Linked DNA regions of Homo sapiens: region 2 is linked to region 1. A link is a loop called in an ENCODE intact Hi-C map of the cell type or tissue named here. Cell type or tissue: PC-3. All regions are shown on one strand. Each heading gives the region's core, and the rest is flanking DNA. Links, peaks and the distances in the headings are about the cores only. Region 1 overlaps RPF2 (ribosome production factor 2 homolog). Region 2 has its middle 8.0 kb from the start of SLC22A16.

Region 1 (9,382 bases), core at 801-8,800:
GAAATTAGCCAGGCGTGGTGGCTCAACCAGCTACTTGGGAGGCTGAGGCAAGAGAATTGCTTGAACTTTGGGGTGGAGGTTGCAGTAGAATTGCTTGAACCTTGGGGTGGAGGTTGCAGTGAGCTGAGATAGCACCACTGCACTCCAGTCTGGGCAACAAAGCAAGACCCTGTCTCCAAAAAAAAAAAAACCCCAATACTTAATACATACAGCACTGATATTTTTTACTCTATTCCATTTTTTAAAAATACTAGTCACGGCCGGGCACAGTGGCTCACGCCTCTAATCCTAGCACTCTGGGAGGCCGAGGTGGGTGGATCACAAGGTCAGGAGTTTGAGACTAGCCTGGCCAACATAGTGAAACTCTGTCTCTACTAAAAATACAAAAAATTAGCTGCATATGGTGGTGTGTGCCTGTAATCCCAGCTACTTGGGAGGCTAAGGCAGGAGAATCGCGTGAACCCAGGAGGCGGAGGTTGCAGTGAGCCGAGATCACGCCACTGCACTCCAGCCTGGGCGACAGTGTGAGACTCCATCTAAAAATAAAAATAAAAATAAAAATAAAATGCTAGTCACATGCACATGATGAAGACCCTGAACTAGGCAGGAGTCTACAATAGATGAGCTGGCTGGGCATGGTGGCTCACATCTATAATCCCAGCACTTTGGGAGGCCAAGGTGGGTGGATCACCTGAGGTCAGGAGTTTGAGACTAGCCTGACTAACATGATGAAACTCCGTCTCTACTAAAAATACAAAAATTAGCTGGGTGTGGTGGCGCACACCTGTAATCCCAGCTACTCGGAAGGCTGAGGCAGGAGAATCTCCTGAACCCGGGAGGCAGAGGTTGCAGTGAGCCGAGATCACGCCATTGCACTCCAGTCTGGGCAACAAGAACAAAACTCCGTCGGTGGGGGAGACATGAGGCCTCACTCTGTTACCCAGGCTAGATTGCAGTGTAGCAATCATAGCTTACAGCAACTTAAACTCCTGGGCTCAAGCAATCCTCTCACCTCAGCCTCTCAAGTAGATGGGACTACAGGCACATGCCACCAAGCAAGGCTAATTTAAAAAAAAATTTTGTAGAGACGGGGTCTCACTATGTTGTCCAGGCTAGTCTTACTTCATTGAATATAATCATCCTTTGACGTATGGCCATCTTGAGGAAACAGGCTCCTAGAATACTCACTCAATTTCCTGGTAGAGTCTAATATTAAATATTCTCAATGAGCTTGTTTAAAGAGTTAAATATTCTCATTGTCTCTACTAAAAATACAAAAAAATTAGCTGGGCATGGTGGTAGGCACCTGTAATCCCAACCACTTGGGAGGCTGAGGCAGGAGAATTGCTTGAACCAGGTAGGCGCATGTTGCAGTGAGACGAAATCACGCCACTGCACTCCAGCCTGGGTGACGGAGCAAGACTCTGTCTGGTGAGGGTGGAGGAGAAGGACAAGTTAACGGAGGAATGAGGGTTGGCAACAAAAGTAGGTAGGTGAGGTAAGAAATATCTAGCACAACGTCTTAAAGACAAGGGAGAAGTAAAGGGAAAATAAGGGAAAGTGTACCAAAACAAATTAAAAATATAAACCTGTAACCAAATAATGGGGTATTGGTGACACTGGTGTTAGAAAATTAAAAAGAAAAAAAAAGGGGGGGGGGTAAAAAATGAAAGACTAGGGCTGGATACGGTGGCTCATGCCTATAATCCCAGCACTCTGGGAGGCTGAGGCGGGTGGATCACCTGAGGTCGGGGTTCAAGACTAGCCTGGCCAACATGGTGAAACCCCATCTCTACTAAAAATACAAAAATTAGCCGAGTGTGGGCGCCTGTAATCCCGGCTACTCGGGAGGCTGAGGCAGGAGAATTGCTTGAATCCGGGAGGCAGAGGTTGTAGTGAGCCGAGATCATGCCACTGTACTCCTGCCTAGGCGACAAGAGCAAAACTCCCTCTCAAAAAAAAAAAAGACTGCCTAATAAGTCTGAGTACATGTAGGAATTGCCAATGTAAGCACATTCTCAATTAATAAAATTTATAGTTATATATGCACTCCATGAGTGAAAATGTAGTGTTCAATTTAAATGGTTCTTGTTAAGAATGAGACCTGGGCTGGGTGCAGTGGTTCATGCCTGTAATTCCAGTGGTTGGGGAGGCCAAGGCGGGAGGATCGCTTGAACTCAGGAGTTTGAGACTAGCCAGGGCAATATAGTGAGACCCCATTTCTTAAAAAAAAATGTGGCTGGGCATGGTGGCACACACCTGCAGTCCTAGCTACTCAGGAGACTGAGGCAGGATAGCCTGAGCCCAGGAATTCAAGGCTGCAGTGAGCGGTGATCCCACCACTGTACTCCAACCTGGGCAACAGAGTGAGACCTTGTCTCTAAAAAACAAAAAAAGAAATGAGACCTGACAAACAATAATGGTTTTGTGGTCCAGTTTACTTTTTTATTTTTATTTTTTTAGACAAAGTCTTGCTGTGTCACCCAGGCTGGAGTGCAGTGGCATGATCTCAGCTCACTGCAACCTCCACCTCCTGGGTTCAAGAGATTCTCATGCTTCAGCCTCCCAGGTAGCTGGGATTACAGGCGTGCACCACCATGCCTGGCTAATTTTTGTATTTTTAGTAGAGATGGGGCTTCACCATGTTGGCCAGGTTGGTCTCAAACTCCTGAGCTCAGGTGATCTGCCTTCCTTGGCCTCCCAAGCTACTGGGATTACAGGCGTGAGCCAGCACGCCTAGCCGGTTTACTTTATACATATATGAGACAATGTCTCACTACGTTGCCCAGGCTTGTCTCAAATTCCTGGCTTCAAGCAATCCTCCCGCCAGGGCCTCCCAAAGTGATGGGCTTACAGGCATGAGAGCCTGGACTGTGGTCTAGTTTAGAAGCTGCACAATGACTGAAGTATTTCATTGCTTTGGAAGTGAAATGGAAAGAGTAGAGGGACTGGAAGGTGCTCATCAGCCAGTGCTCCCTCCCACTAAGCTGGTGATAAGCTAGTGGCAGTGGTAAAGGTGAAATGGGGTTATGCTGGTCATCTCCAGAGATTCGTGCATGGTCCCAAAGAGACACTATAATAATGACAGCTGGGTACCCCAGCACTTTGGGAGGCTGAGGAGGAGGATCTCCTGAGCCCAGGAGTTTGAGACCAGTCTGGGCAACACTGTGAGAGCTTGTCTTTACAAAAAAAAAATTAGCCAGGTGAGGTGGCACACACCTATAGTCCCAGTTACCTGGGAGGCTGAGGTGGGAGGATTGCTTGAGCCCAGGAGGTCAAGGCTGCAGTGAGCTGAGATCGCGCCACTGCGCCCCAGCCTGGGTGACAGAGCAAGACCCTGTCTCGAAAGAAAAAAAAAAACAGAAAGAAAAATAATATGAGGGCTTCCACCATAATCAAGCATCACAGTTTATGTACTTTACAAAATACGTTACAAAATATTATCTTTACTGATAAGCATTTTCACATATATTATCTCATTTGATGTTGTTATACTTATTTTACATGTGATTGCAACTGAAGGTCAAGGAAGCCATTGACTTGTCAGGTCACAAATGTCATCTAAATAGCCAAGACAGGCCTCAAATCCAAGTGTTCTGCCTCTAAATCTAATTTCAGACCACTGTTCCACCTGTACCTGAGGAAACTGGGGTGACTGACTAAATAGGGATCTGGTAAGAACCTTTTTTTCCAAACTCACGGGATAAAGTTGCTTAGTACAGGAATTCTACCAAACCTGGAAAGCATGTCCTCCTCTTAAAGTCAGGAAAAGAGTAATTATACATTTTTGCTACAATACTTCCAACTAGACCATGAGCCTCAAAAACCCATAAACTGAGAGCAGTTATATAACCTTCTATTACCAACAACATCACTTCTCTCAAAGCCCTAGAGTCCTAATCTTGGTTATACTGACCATATGTGTGATTCTAGTTCACCAATGAAACCCCTATGGGCCTTCAATCTCCCAATCTATACAAAAAAGAAAATTACTTAGGCCTTACCCAGATTGCTATGAGGTCTAGGTGAAATAATGTATTTGATAAGATAGATTAAGCCTGAAGCAGAGTTCTGAGGGAACAGAAGCCCAATTTGTACCCAGGAGCTGAGTTAGAACACTCTTCCTGCCTTTCTAAGAGTATTTTTACTACCATTTACTACTTTCTATTTCATAATATCATTAAAACAAAGATGCAACTCCCCAAGGGTGAACTGACCTGCCATTTGGTGGTTAGTAACCAACATACTATAGAATCAGCCAGAGCTTCCTGGGTTCAATTTGAAAATTCTACAGGTTTTTCTAAGGTTCCATAAAATAGGTGCTGTGATAATTCAGAGGAAGAGGACAGTATTTAAACTATAGACCTACAGGTGCTTTGGCTCACACCATGGTCAGGAATTTGAGACCAGCCTAGGCAACATGGGAAACATGACAAAACCCTGTCTCTACAATAAAAATACAAAACAATTAGCTGGGCGTGCTGGCATGTGCCTGTAGTCCCAGCTACTTGGGGGTTGAGGTAGGAGAATTGCTTGAGCCCAGGAGGTCAAGGCTGAAGTAAGCCATGTTCATGCCACTGCTCTCCAGCCTGGGTGACAGAGTGAGACCCTGTCTCAAAAAAATAAAACAAAATAATAAAAAATAAATTCAAACTATGAAAAAAGCAAAAAATAAAAACAAAAAATAAAAAAACTATGGCCTAGACAAGAATTAGTAACCACAGTCTGAAGTCTAACAGCCACAAAGTCCACATATGTTGCTATTCACTACAAATATATTCCTCTTTTTAAAAGAAAGGTAAAATAAAATTGTATTTTTATCCTGGAGCATGTCAAAATAAAAACACAAAGTTCTTGATCTACAAAACTCTATCAGTACTCTTCACCACAAGATGTCACTACTGGTCAAGAGAAGCATTACAAAATACTTTTCATTTCTATGAGTATCTTACCTTAATGTCTTTTAGAGAGACAAAATTCTCAATACCTAATTCAATCATATCCAGCACATGGTAGTCATACATACGACCTGGAAGGAAAATGTATTTTTAAGCATGTATTTTTCCCAAAGAGCCACCTTACATATACCCACAAGAGCTGTGTATTCAAAATGTCCTAATATCTGCCTCTTTTTTCTCCCTATACCCCCGCAAACATATCCCACTTTCTTACATTTTCAACTCTACTTATTGATTTTTATGATATTAGTCATGGAAAGGATCTCAGATATTACTTAGCCCAACTCCTTTATTTTATAGAAGAATAAATGACAGCCTACAGAAGGTAAAGGGCTTGCCTAAGCCAGTGAGCATGCCAGGCTCAATCTCAATACACTGAGGTAAAGGTTCTTTTTCAAATCTATTTATTCAATAGATATTAGAGAAGGATTAATTTATGTGGGTCGATACATTTTTTTTTCTAATATTGATTTAGTACATATATATATTTCATATGAAAAAAATATCTACAACTTAGGATAATTTTCCCCCCCAATTCCAATGGATCCATGCTATTTGGGAGCTCAGAGACACTCAATGCAAGTATAAAGTAATTGTGCTGCATCTACAACTAAGTAGGCAGGGATGCTGAGAGCCCGAAGAGACCACGCTTCCCATTTAAACCAGAATTTGATTCCGACAGAGACAGAAGGAAAAGGCATTCTAAGAAACATGAATTACCAGGGAATCTTTTCATATTCTTTCTTACTTGTGGCACTTCACTGTATTGGTAGGGTCATATTTATATGCCCCATTCTTTACTTGCTGACCGACATAAATTTTTTTTTTTTTTTTTTTGAGATGAAGACTTGCTCTGTTACCCAGGCTGGAGTGCAATAGCATGATCTCGGCTCACTGCAACCTCTGCCTCCCTGGTTCAAACAATTCTCCTGTCTTAGCCTCCTGTGTAACTAGGATTACAGGTGTGTAATCTATTTCTTGGGAGCCTGCCTCTCCTTGGCACTGGCTGCAACCAATTATTATTTTAGAGAGACAGTTAAACAGCTGCCTGACTGTCACCTGATGGTCGCCTGACATTCCTGGTTGGGGTCGGGTGAGTGGGCAGCCTCTCCTGTCCTGTGCGTGTCTGCCTATCTACTGTAACAAGCTCTGTGACTCAGATTAACTGATGGTATTGAGGAATCAGGAGTAATCAATAAGCTGTAAACTAGTTTGGTGGGGTTTTTTGGTTTTGTTTTCACCTTGTGACATTGAATAAAAAATTTTTAGATCAGGCCGGGCACAGTGGCTCACGCCTGTAATTCCAGCCCTTTGGGAGGCCAAGGTGGGTGGATCAGCAGTAATCAGCAGCTAGTAATCAGCTGCTTCCCAATAAGATCTCAGGAGTTGGGTGGGTGGGCTCAAGCATGCACACTAGGAGGCAAAATGGCTGACTTCAACTGGTATATGAACTTGCTCTATGCTTCAAATGAGCATACGTACAACTCCAATAAACACACCGTGCATGTGGCCCCTCCCAGTGCTGGCAGGCCACTGCACAGGCAGACAGCTCATCCCAAGGAAAAATCAAGGTAGGAGGCTAGGCATGCTGGCTCACGCCTGTAATCCCAGCACTTCAGGAGGCCAAGGCGGGTGGATCACTTGAGGTCAGGAGTTCAAGACCAGCCTGGCCAACATGGTGAAACCCCGTCTCTACTAAAATTACAAAAATTAGCTGGGTGTGGTGGTGGGCACTTGTAGTCCCAGCTACTCGGGAGGCTGAGGCAGGAGAATTGCTTGAACTCGGGAGGCGGAGGTTGTAGTGAGCCGAGATTGGGCCATTGCACTCCAGTCTGGGTGATGGAGCAGACCAAGACTCCGTCTCAGGAAAAAAAAAAAAAAAGAAGAAAAGAAAAATCAAGGGAGAAGAGACACCAACCCCCCTGAAGCATACCAACACATATAAAGCCCCCAAGTCAAAGGTCAAACAGCACACATGAATCTCTCAAGTTGCCTGCTTGGCGCTCAAAGCGTACTTCACTTCCTTTTACTTCCTTTGTTCCTGCTCTATAACTTTTTTTTTCCTTGAGACAAGGTCTCACTCTGTCACCCAGGCTGGAGTACAGTGGCGCCATCTTGGCTCACTGCTACCTCCATGCCTCAGCCTCCTGAGTAGCTGGACTACAGGCACGCGCCACTACACCTGGCTAATTTTTGTATTTTTAGTAGAGATGGGGTTTCACCATGTTGGCCAGGCTGGTCTCGAACTCCTGGCCTCAAATGATCCACCCACCTCGCCACCCAAAGTGCTGGGATTACAGGCATGAACCACCATGCCAGGCCCCTGCTCTAAAACTTTTTAATAAACTTTCACTCCTGTTCAAATACTTCCCTCAGTCTCTTACTCTGCCTATGCCTCTTGGATGAATTATTTCCTCTGAAGAGGCAAGAACCAAGTTGCTGCAGACCCGTATGAATTCGCTGCTGCTAACAAATTGACTCTATCAGTGAAAACATTAAAAAGTAAATTATACTTACCTATTACTAGATTATTTGGCCGCTTCTTATTATGGGAGCCAAACATGAATAAAGAACAATCTGACTTCTTTGAAAAGAATTCCTATAAAACCAAATAAATCCCATTTAGTCCATGCATAAATTTAAGAACTTTAAGAATCTTACCTTTAAAAATCTTACCTTCAGGCCAGGCACGGTGGCTCACACCTGTAATCCCAGCACTTGGGACGCCGAGGCGAGTTGATTACTTGAGATCAGGAGTTTGAGACCAGCCTGGCCAACAAGGTAAGACCGTATCTCTACTAAAAATACAAAAGACAGCCAGGTGTGAAGGCACACGCCTGTAATCCCAGCTACCTTAGTGGCTGAGGCACGAGAATCGCTTGAACCCAGAAGGCAGAGGTTGCAGTGAGCTGAGAATGCGACACTGCACTCCAACCTGGGGAACAGAGTAAGACTCTGTCTAAAAAAAACAAAACAAAACGAAACAAAAAACTCTAACAGTTTTTTTCTTCCAGTGGAAGTTAATGAAGACTTAATGAACCAGAAAGAAAAATACAGAGGAAAGGTATTTCCAGCTTTTTACTTCAAGTTTCCTGATTTGGGGTACTTAGGGAAAAGATGTGCATTTCAAGACTAAGAATACATGAAAACTATTCAGTTAATAAATAAAATGAAACCATTTATTTTGTTATGCTGTCATTTTGGAATAGCACACCAAGTGTTTCATTTGCTGAACAAATTCCTTTTACTCGCAGGATATCACTACTATCATTGCATACATTCAAAACACACGAGGCCCAGTAAGGTGGCTCATGCCAGTAATCCCAGCACTGTGGGAGGCTGAGGCAGACGGATCACCTGAGGTCACCTGATGTCAGGAGTTTGAGACCAGCCTGGCCAACATGGTGACACCCTGTCTCTACTAAAAATAAAAAAATTAGCCAGGCATGGTAGTGCATGCCTGTAATCCCAGCTACTCAGGAGGCTTAGACAGGAGAATTCCTTGAACTTGGGAGGCGGAGGTTGCAGTGAGCCAAGATCACACCATTGCACTCCAGCCTGGGCAACAAAAGCATTGCATACCAGTCTGGGCAACAAGACCACTGCACTCCAGTTTGGACAATAAGAGCAAGACTATCTTAAAAAAAAAAAAAAAAACTTATCTGGCTGGGTGCAGTGGCTCACGTCTGTAATCCCAACACTTTGGAAGGCTGAGGTAGGTGGATGGCTTAAGATCAGGAGTTTGAAACCAGCCTGAGCAACATAGTGAAACCCTGTCTCTAAGAAAAATACAAAAAATTAGCTGGGTATGGTGATGAGCATCTATAGTCCCACCTACTTGGGAGGCTGAGGTGGGAGGAAGGATCGCTTGAGACCAGGAGATCAAGGCTACATGCAGTGAGCCGTGATGGCATCACTGCACTCCAGCCTGGGTGACAGAGTGACACCATCTTGGAAAAAAGAAAGAGAGAGATCTTATCCATTTGGTTCTCAGAAGTACAGACTTCCATTACAGATTTCAGAGTACTAAAAAAATCTAGGTGTGGGGTTCTAATCCTAGACAGCTCTTTTTACATTATGCCTGTAGTCTCCACATCCCGCATGCTTTGATTCAGTTTACTGAGATCACCACTTTTAGCACGAAAATTAGAATCAACATGTTTTAGTCCAGAAATCAATTGGAAAGCCTCTTAACTTAATATTAAAGAAAAAAACAGATGAAAGAGTCATAACCCTCCATTTTTCTTTACTCCTTACAAGACTCTCCAAGGTATGGGCCCCTAGTTTGGTTATCATTCATTCTAGCCTCTAAACAGAAGCATAAATGGCAAACAACTACCCACCTGGCCTGTCCACAACCAGAGTGGGGGATGCAGAGTCAGAAAGTCCAAGAATTCAGGCTCTGCCACTAAATATCTGGACAA
Region 2 (9,382 bases), core at 937-8,936, 520 kb after region 1:
GGGCAAGATGGTAGCCCTGGGTAATAGAAAAGATAAGAAAGAGAAAGGAGAGAAAAGGAGTGAAGCGTAGTCTGCAGTAGGGTGGGGAAGGTGAAGAGCTCAGAGAGGCCAGAGAAAAACCCACCCATCCCAGCGATGCTGAATCAAAAGTTCAGGTGGCTTCTTGTCAGTCACGAAGGGATCTTTTCCAGCAGTTTCACCAGCTCTCAAGTTTCCTCCTTTAGGGAGGAAAAAGCTCCCCATGTCCCATGATCCTGTACATGACTAATTCTGTCACCCACAGCCACCAGCAAAGAGTGCAAGGCAGACTTATCCAAAGAAATAGCAGTTAACATCCTGTAATGCCAAACCTGTTCTTAGCTGAGAGGGACTTTACCAAGACAGGCCTCCAACCCCCTAAATTTTAGGAAGGACTCTAATCTTCCTAAGTTGGGCCGTGAACCAAGGTTTGGTCAAGCATCCTTGCCTTTTCTTAAGAGGGGTCTTTAACCCTCTCTGTCTTAGGAGAGACTCTAACTCCCCTAAGTTGGGCCCCTAACCCAATCCCATCCTTGACCCGGGTACTCCACCATGTACCCAAAATCAGTCAGTCAGTGCTAGTCTATTTCCTTTGAGTCGAGGGTCTCCTCAGTGTAGTCTTTTCATGGCTCTCCAGAAAGTTGTTACTGGAAAGGGGTCCTGATCCAGACCCCAAGAGGGGGTTATTGGATCTTGTGCAAGAAAGAATTCAGGGTGAGTCTATAAAGGGAAAATAAGTACATAAAGAAAGTAAAGGAATAAAAGAATGGCTACTCCATTGGCAGAGCAGCCCCAAGGGCTGCTGGTTACCCTTTTTAATGGTTATTTCTAAAATATACACCAAACAAGGGGTGGATTATTCCTGCCTCCCCTTTTTAGACCACATAGGGTAACTTCCTGACATAGTCATAGCATTTGTAAACTGTCATGGCGCTGGTGGGAGTGTAGCAGTGAGGACAACCAGAGGTCACGCTCATGGCCATCTTGGTTTCAGTGGGTTTTAGCTCGCTTCTTTATTGCAATCTGTTTTATCAGCAAGGTCTTTATGACCTGTATCTTGTGCCAACCTCCTATCTCATCCTGTAAATTAGAATGCCTAACCAGCTGGGAATGCAGCTCAGCAGGTCTCAGCCTTATTTTGCCCAGCTCCTATTCAAAATGGAGTTGTTCTGGTTCAAACACCTCTGACAATTTTGTTTATTTTTTGTAGAGATGAGGTCTCATTATGCTGCCCAGGCTGGTCTCAAACTCCCAGGCTCAAGTGATCCTCCTGCCTTGGTCTCCTGAAGTGCTGAGATTACAAGTGTGAGCCACTATGCCCAGCTAATTAAACTGTTTATTTGCTGCAACACCTGATGTTCTTAGTGCATTAGCTTTTCTGGACAGTGGGCAAGACGAACCCATTAGGTTGTTACAGTTTGGGTGGTATTTTCTGGGATCTGGACCTGGAGAATCTGCTCAATCAGAAGAGGGAGCCAGCCATGGTGGCACGAGCACCTGTAGTCCCAGCTACTTAGAAGACTGAGGCAGGAGGATCACTTGAGCCCACGAGTTTGAGTCCAGCCTGGGCAACATAGTGAGACCCTGTCTCTAATTTTACGAAAAGAGAGAGAGAGGAAATAGGGGAAGAAGAGCCAGGGATAAGAAATGCAGAGGACGGCCGGGTGTGGTGGGTCACGCCTGTAATCCCAGCACTTTGGAAGGCTGAGGTGGGCAGATCACGAGGTCAGGAGTTTGGGACCAGCCTGGCCAGCGTGATTAAATCCCGTCCCTACTAAAGATACAAAAAAAATTAGCTGGGTGTGGTGGTATGTGCCTGTAATCCCAGCTACTTGGGAGGCTGAGGCAGGAGAATTGCTTGAACCCAGGAGGCAGAGGTTGCAGTGAGCCAAGATTGCGCCATTGCACTCCAGCCTGGGTGACAGGGTGAGACTCCATCTCAAAAAAAAAAAAAAAAAAAAAAAAGAAAAGAAAAGAAAAAAAGAAATGCTGGGGACATCAACATTCAAAGGCAGTGGGGGAGCCAAGGTAATTTTTCGACAGAGAATCCAGTATTAGCCTAAATTCCATCTAGATTCACAGGCCCTGGAAAGCAGGACTTTGAGAAATGGAGAGGAGGTAATTTGGAACCAGGAGCCTTCAGATGGGTAGAACACAGTGAGTGCTAGGTACAGGTGAGGGTGGCAATTAGAAACCAGCCCCAGCCTGATGCATGGTGGGACACAGGTGATGGGGTGTCTGGAATTGGAGAGAAGTGTGGGAAGTGAAGTGAGAGGGTGCTGAGACAAACTTGACTCTGGAATTTCCCCAGGCAGGCTCTGACTGGGCTCTCCTGAGGAAGGACTTCGGCTTGGTAGCTGGAGCAGGTTCCCTGGGCCAAGGGGAGGACAGGGTGGGGCAGACCCTATGAGAATGGCTGCAAGACTCTTACTGCAATAACTCAGTGAGCTGCCATCCTCCCCCTCCCCCACCACACAAACTCCCCTTCCCACTTTGTTGATGATTTCTTAGCTCTGGATGCTTCCGGTCCATTTATAGCTAACCTTATAATCGGATGCATACTTGTCATTTTATAAGTAGAGCTCTTGGTCACTCTTTGCCCATCAATTAACTCAATTGTGGTGTTTGTTGTCTGTCCTCTTTCTACTTTCTGGATACCTTGTATGGACCTAGATGTGGTTCCAGGGACACTTTGAATAGAAAGGCCAGGCTGAGATGAGGGTTGGGCCTGGAGGCCCCTTGGACCACTGGACATCAGAACATTTACTCACGTGCCAGGGACTCTAAGTCACCCAACTGAACAACTACACCTTCTAGATTTAGAAGAATGCACATACATAGTTTCCTCTCAGGCCCCTGCTTTCTCCCCTCCCTTTCTTCCCACCTCCCTTCCACTTACTGGCAGAAATATATCCACCCTGTATTGTGTTAAGATGACTTTATTGCATTTCTAAAGGGCAAGTGTGTTGTTGGTAGGCTCCCTTTTAGGAAGCTGAAAGGCTTGCCTGAGTGCTGGGTGGGGTTAGAGCCAGGACCCCAGTCTTCTTCCATTCATGTGTGGAGAAACTGCTTTTAGGAAATTGCTTACAGTTTGTTTTATTATTCCCTCTGCTTGGACTATGTCCATTCATTCATTTATTCAACATATATTTATTGAGCACCTATTATATGTCAAAATGCTTGCTCTCGTGGAGCTCGTATTTGAGAGTAATGATATCAGAATGCACATATTATATATGTATTACATATATATATAATTAGGTTGAAGAAAAACAAAACAAGGTAGCATGGTAAGGGGCTAGAAAATGATGAGGACTGATATTTTAGGAGGAGCAGAGAACAATGACCTGACTGAAGTGAGGAAATGAGCCACGTGGCTCTCCAGGACCAGAAGTTTCAGGCAGAGGAATAGCACGCGAAAAATCCAGAGACTAGGGAGGTGGGTGTTTACTGTGTTTGCTGTCTTTGAGGATGAGCAAGGATGCCAGTGTGGCTGGAGTGGAGCAGGAGTTGAGAAAGAGTGGTAGGGAGGTGGGTCAAAGAAGCAGCCAGAGCTGTGGCCGGACTTTGCATTTTTTTCTGAGCATGATAGGAAGCAGCTGAGCAAGGGAGGGACTTGATCTGGATTCTATTTCCTGCTATGTGGGGTGAGGGAGGAAGCAAGGAGAGCAGCTGGGAGAGACAGAGTATAACAGAATCGGGGTCTATTATAAAGGAAGAGCAACCAGAATTTTCTAATGGAAAAGGATATGGAGTGTGAAAGCAAAAGAGGAGTAGTAAAAGACACCAAGGGTTTTGGCCTGAGCAACTCAAGGACAGGGATGTCATTTACCGAGATGGGAAGTGCTGGAGAGGAACAGGAGTGAGGGTGGCCACGGTGAAATGTGGCTTTGGGATGTGTGGTGGAGATGTGGAGAAGGTGGAGGTGTTAACAAGTCTAGAGTGCTGGGATGAGGTCATGTTGGACATGTAACTCTGGGGATTATCAATGTATGTTTTGAAAGCCATTAAGATTGTCTGTAAAGAACAAGATGGTAAGTGTTTTAGGATTGTCCCAACCACTCAACTCTGCCATTATAATATGAAAGCAGCCATAGACAATATGTGAATGAATGATCATGACCATGTTCCAATAAAACTTTATTTTAGAAAGCAGATAGTGGGTCAGATTTTGGCCCATAGGATATAGTTTGCCAAATCTTAGACGAGGTGGTATTACCTAGGTAGACTGTAAAAAGAAAAGAGAAGAACTCAGAGCCTTGGGGCACCCAACACTTAGAAATTGGGAAGAGGAGAGGGATCTAAGAGAATGAGATATAACAAGCAGCAAGGGAACAGGCAAATTAAGAGATTGGGGTGGCATGGGAGATGGAAGATGTTTCAAGAAGGACAAACCAATATTATGGTGCCAATAAACGTTGTGAAATACACTGAAATGGACAAAAAAATTGAGTGTTCTGTCTAGTATACCCTTCAGGGTTATATTTATTTTTCATTGCTTTTGAGCTATTTTACAACTTTTTAAGTTGTAGAAAACTGACAATAATGCAAATGATTCTTGTCTATGAAAACAAATTATGTCCAGTACAATGCAATTAATTGCACTGGTGGAATTGGTAGAATGCAATTGCCCTGTGAATAAACCAGTTTTGCATCTATAATCATGTGATGCTTAACCACAAGGATATGTTCTAAGAAATGCGGTATTGTTAGGCAATTTTGTCATTGTGCAAACATCATACAGTGTGCTTACACAAACCTAGATGGTATAGCCCACTACACACCAGGCTGTAGGGTAGAGCCTATTGCTTCGAGGCTACAAACCTGAACAGCATGTTACTGAACTGAATGCTGTAGGCAATTGGAACACAGTGGTGAATATTTCTGCATCTAAACATATCTAAATATTTAAAAGGCACAGTAGAAATACAGTAAAAAAGATTTGAAATGCTACATGTATGTAGTGCACTTACTATGAATGGAGCTTACAGGACTGGAAGCTGCCCTGGGGGAGCCAGTGAGTGAGAGATAGTAAATGTGAAGGCTTAGGACATTATTGTACCTGATGGTAGATTTTATAAACACTGTACACCTAGGCTACATTAAATATATTTAACGTTTTTTTCTTTCTTCAATAATAAATTAACCTTAGATTACCGTAACATTTTTATCCTATGAACTTTTAAATTTTAACAATCTTGTTGACTGTTTTCTAATAATATTTGGCTTAATACACAAACACATTGTACAGCTGTATAAAAATATTTGTTCTTTATATCCTCATTCTATAAACTTTTTTAATTTAAATTTTTTTTTTTTTACTTTTTAAACTTTTTTGTTAAAAATGAAGACAGAAACACATACATTAGCCTAGGCCACACAGGGTAAGGATTATCAATATCACTGCCTTCCACCTCTACTCCTTGTCCCACTGGAATGTCTTCAAGGGCAATAATATCCTTGGGGCTGTCGTCTCCTATGACAACAATGCCATCTTCTGGAGCACCTCCTGAAGGACTTATCTTAGGCTGTTTTACAGCTAACTTTTTTTTTTCTTTTGAGACAGAGTTTCACTTTTGTTGCCCAGGCTGGAGTGCAATGCGTGATCTTGGCTCACCGCAACCTCTGCCTCCCGGGTTCAAGCGATTCTCCTGCCTCAGCCTCCCGAGTAGCTGGGATTACAGGCACCCGCCACCACGCCTGGCTAATTTTGTATTTTTTGCAGAGACGGGGTTTCTCCATGTTGGACAGGCTGGTCTCAAACTCTCAACCTCAGGTGATCTGCCTGCCTTGGCCTCCCAAAGTGTTGGGATTACAGGCATGAGCCACCAAGCCCGGCCTACAGCTAACTTTTTTTATAAGTACGATGAGTACACTCTAAAATAATGATGAATGTACAGTATAGTAAATACGTAAACTAGTAATACAGTTGCTTATGATCATTATCAAGTCCTATGCACTGTACATAGTTGTATGTGCTATGCGTTTATACAACTGGTAGTACGGTGAATTGGTTTACACCAGCATCACCACAAATACATTGCGTAATGCATTGTGCTATGATGTTAGGACAGCTATGATGTTACAAGGCAACAGGAATTTTTCAGCTCCATTATACCCTATGGGAATACCAACATATATGGGGTCCATTGTTGACCAAAATGTTGTTTTGCAATGTGCAACTGTATTTGTAAATTTAGAATAGCATTCCTTATTGCTTTTGTATGTGAGTTTCATTAACTTCTTTAAACTGGTTGTAACATCTTACCGGTTCCCTCATTAGTGAGTAAAATAAAATCATTTACATGTATTCATTTTATATTTGTATGTGAGCCATGATTTCACTTTTTGAAATAATTATTATTTGACAATGGAGATTAAGTTAAATAAATATTAAGAATTAACAAAATTGGCAACATACAGATCATGGTGACTTTGATAAGAACGATTTTGGAGTAGGAAGGGTGAAAGACTGATTGGAGCAAATTGTGTAAAGCTATAATAAATAATAAAGACACATGGGCACAGGGGTAAATAAATAGACCAATGGAACAGAGTTAGAGATCCCAGAATAAACCCACACATAAATAGAAACTTTGTAGATGGCAGAGATGGTAATGCAGGAAAAGGATGGAGTAGTCAATAAATGGGGCTGGTACAATTTGTCATCTATATGAGAAAAAAAACAAAACTGGATCTCTACCTCAAACAAATCAGTCTGTTCCAGTGGATTTAAGATGATATGGTTTGGATCTGTGTCCTTGCCCAAATCTCACGTCGAATTGTAATCCCCAATGTTGGAGGTGAGGGCTGGTGGGAGATGACTGATCATGGAGGGGGATTTCTCATGAATAGTTTAGCACCAACATCTTGGTGCTGTTCTCCATGATAGTGAGTGAGTTAATGTGAGATCTGGGCATGCAAAAGTGTGTAGCAGCTCTTTACCTCTCTTGCTTCACTCTGGCCATGTGACGTGCCTGCTCGCCCTTTGCTCTCTGCTATGATTATAAGTTTCCTGAGGTCTCCCCAGAAGCTGAGCAGATGCCAGCACCATGCTTCCTGTACAGCCTACAGAACAGTGAGCCAATTAAAATTCTTTTCTTTGTAAATTACGCCATCTCAGGTGTTTCTTTATAGCAACGTGAAAAGGGACTAATACAGACTTTTAGAAGAAAATAGAAGGGAATATTTTTGTGGCCTCATGGTAATGAAAAAAATTTAAAATAAGACACAAAATCACAAACCTTAAAGGAAAACATTTATGAATTTGACACCATTAAAATTTTAAAAACTTTTGATTATCAAAAGACACATTAAAGAGATTGAAAACACAATTACTCATAACACTTAACTGACAAAAGATAGGTATCCAGATTCTGCAAAGAACACTTACAAATCAATATAAATAAAAATAACTTAATAGAAAAATGTGCAAAAAATATGAATAAACAATTATCAGAAGAGAAAACTCAAATGATCAATGAACATATGAAAAGATGTAAAACCTCACTACTAATTAGAGAAATGCAAATTAAAACCCCAATATAATACTATTTTACATCTCTTTAATGGACTAATCTTTAAGAGTGTGATGATCCAAGTATTGGCAAAGATGTGGGGACATTAGAACTTTTATACTCTCTTGAGTGGAAGGTAAATTGTTATAATCACTTTAGAAAGCAATTTGGCAATATTTAATATTTTAAGTTTTTCTAAGCAGTTTTCCAGGGGTTGTTGTGTTATAGGGTATACATATAACACAGCAACTCCTGGAGATATACCTTAGAAAAACTCACAAATATGTACAGAGGGACAGTTTATAGCAATGGTGCTGTAGTAAGATTTTGGCTATAACCTGCCTGTCCATCAATAAGAAAATGATTAAGTAAATTGTGGTTTATTGAGACAATGGAATACTATGTAGCAATGAAAAAGAATGGATTAGAGCTGCATGTATCAATATGGATGAATTTCACAAACAGATGTTCAAGGGAAAGAGCAAGTTGCACAATACATGTTCATACCTAGTTTTCAGTTTACAGATCTTGCACATTTTTGTCAGATTTATCCCTAAGTATATTTTAAGTGTTATTGAAAATGGTATTTTAGGCTGGGCCTGGTGGCTCATGCCTGTAATCCCAGCATGGCTTTGGGAGGCTGAGATAGGAGGATTGCTTGAGCCTAGGAGTTCAAGATCAGCCTAGGCAACATAGTGAGACCTCCACTTTACAAAAGAAATAAAAATAGCCAAGCATAGTGGATCATGCCTGTAATCCTATCATTTAGGGAAGCAAAGGTGGGGTATAGCTTAAGCCCAGGAGTTTGAGACCTGCCTGGGCAATATAGCGAGACCGTGTTCTCTACAAAAGAGGGGAAAAAAGAAAAAATAAATAAAAATTTACAAAATTAGCTGGGCATGGTGGTGCATGCCTGAAGTCACAAATACTCAGGAGGCTGAGGTGGGAGGATCACTTGAGCCCAGGAGGTTGAGGCTGCAGTGGACTATGATCATTCCACTGCAGTCCGGCCTGGACAACACAGTAAGACCCTATATCAAAAAAAAAAAAAAAAAAAAGAAGAAAACAGTATTTAAAAAATTCCAATTTCTAATTGTTCCTTACTAGTATATAGAAATACAGTAGACTGTTGTATATTAATCTTATATCCTGTAACTTTGCTAAAATCACTTATTCTAGTAGCTATTAAAAATAGATTCCATCAGATTTTCTCTATATTTGACCATGTCATCTGTGAATAAACACAGTTTTATTTCTTCCTTTTCAATCTGAATGCCTTTTTTTCCACCTAATGCTCTGGTTAGAACCCCCCATACAAAGCTGAATAGAAGCAGTGAGAACAGACATCTTTGTCTAGTTCCCAATCTTAGGGAGAAAACATACAGTCTTTCACATGAAGTATACTGTTAGCTATGGGTTGTTTTTTGGAGATGCCCTTTATGAGATGGATGTAATTCCCTTCTATTCTTAGTTTGTTCAGTGTTTTTATTATGAAAAGGTGTTGGCTTCTCCCAAATGTGTTTTTTGCATTGACTGGGATAATCATGTTTTTTCATATGGTCTGTTAGTATGGTAAATTATATTGCTTGATTTTCAGATGTTAAATCACTCTTGCATTCTTGTGATAAATCTCATGTGCTCATGATGTACTTGTCCTTTTAAATATAAAGAGACATCCAATTTGCTAAAGTTTTGTTGAGAATTATTGCATCTATGTTCATATAGGTATATTGGTGTATAGTTTTCTTGCCTTGTAAGGTCTTTACCTGGTTTTGATGTCAGAGTAATGCTGGACCATTCAGTGATTTGGGACGTATTCACTCATCTTCAACTTCCTTGAACAGTTT

Evidence for each region. Peaks named below come from ENCODE experiments on the same cell type or tissue, not always from the same donor. Only the 100,000 strongest peaks of a DNase experiment are listed, where the experiment ranks them.
Region 2: it touches region 1 in a loop (15-fold over the local background); 3 of 110 quality-filtered maps call a loop at or near these places.

The regions. Positions count from the first base shown.
Region 1 is chr6:110,995,358-111,004,739 of GRCh38, reverse strand. RPF2 (ribosome production factor 2 homolog) reads right to left here. Exons shown (of 10, transcript NM_032194.3): 5 at 7,476-7,557; 6 at 4,953-5,029. Among named protein-coding and RNA genes, the nearest start is that of RPF2, 18 kb to the right of the region's middle. In PC-3, for the core only: a CTCF peak has its summit at 4,894 (motif pointing right); no DNase peak of the experiment used is centred there.
Region 2 is chr6:110,479,874-110,489,255 of GRCh38, reverse strand. No RefSeq gene overlaps it. Among named protein-coding and RNA genes, the nearest start is that of SLC22A16, 8.0 kb to the right of the region's middle. In PC-3, for the core only: a CTCF peak has its summit at 5,507 (motif pointing left); DNase peaks (open chromatin) are centred at 4,745 and 5,495; H3K4me3 peaks cover 297 bases; H3K27ac peaks cover 1,178 bases.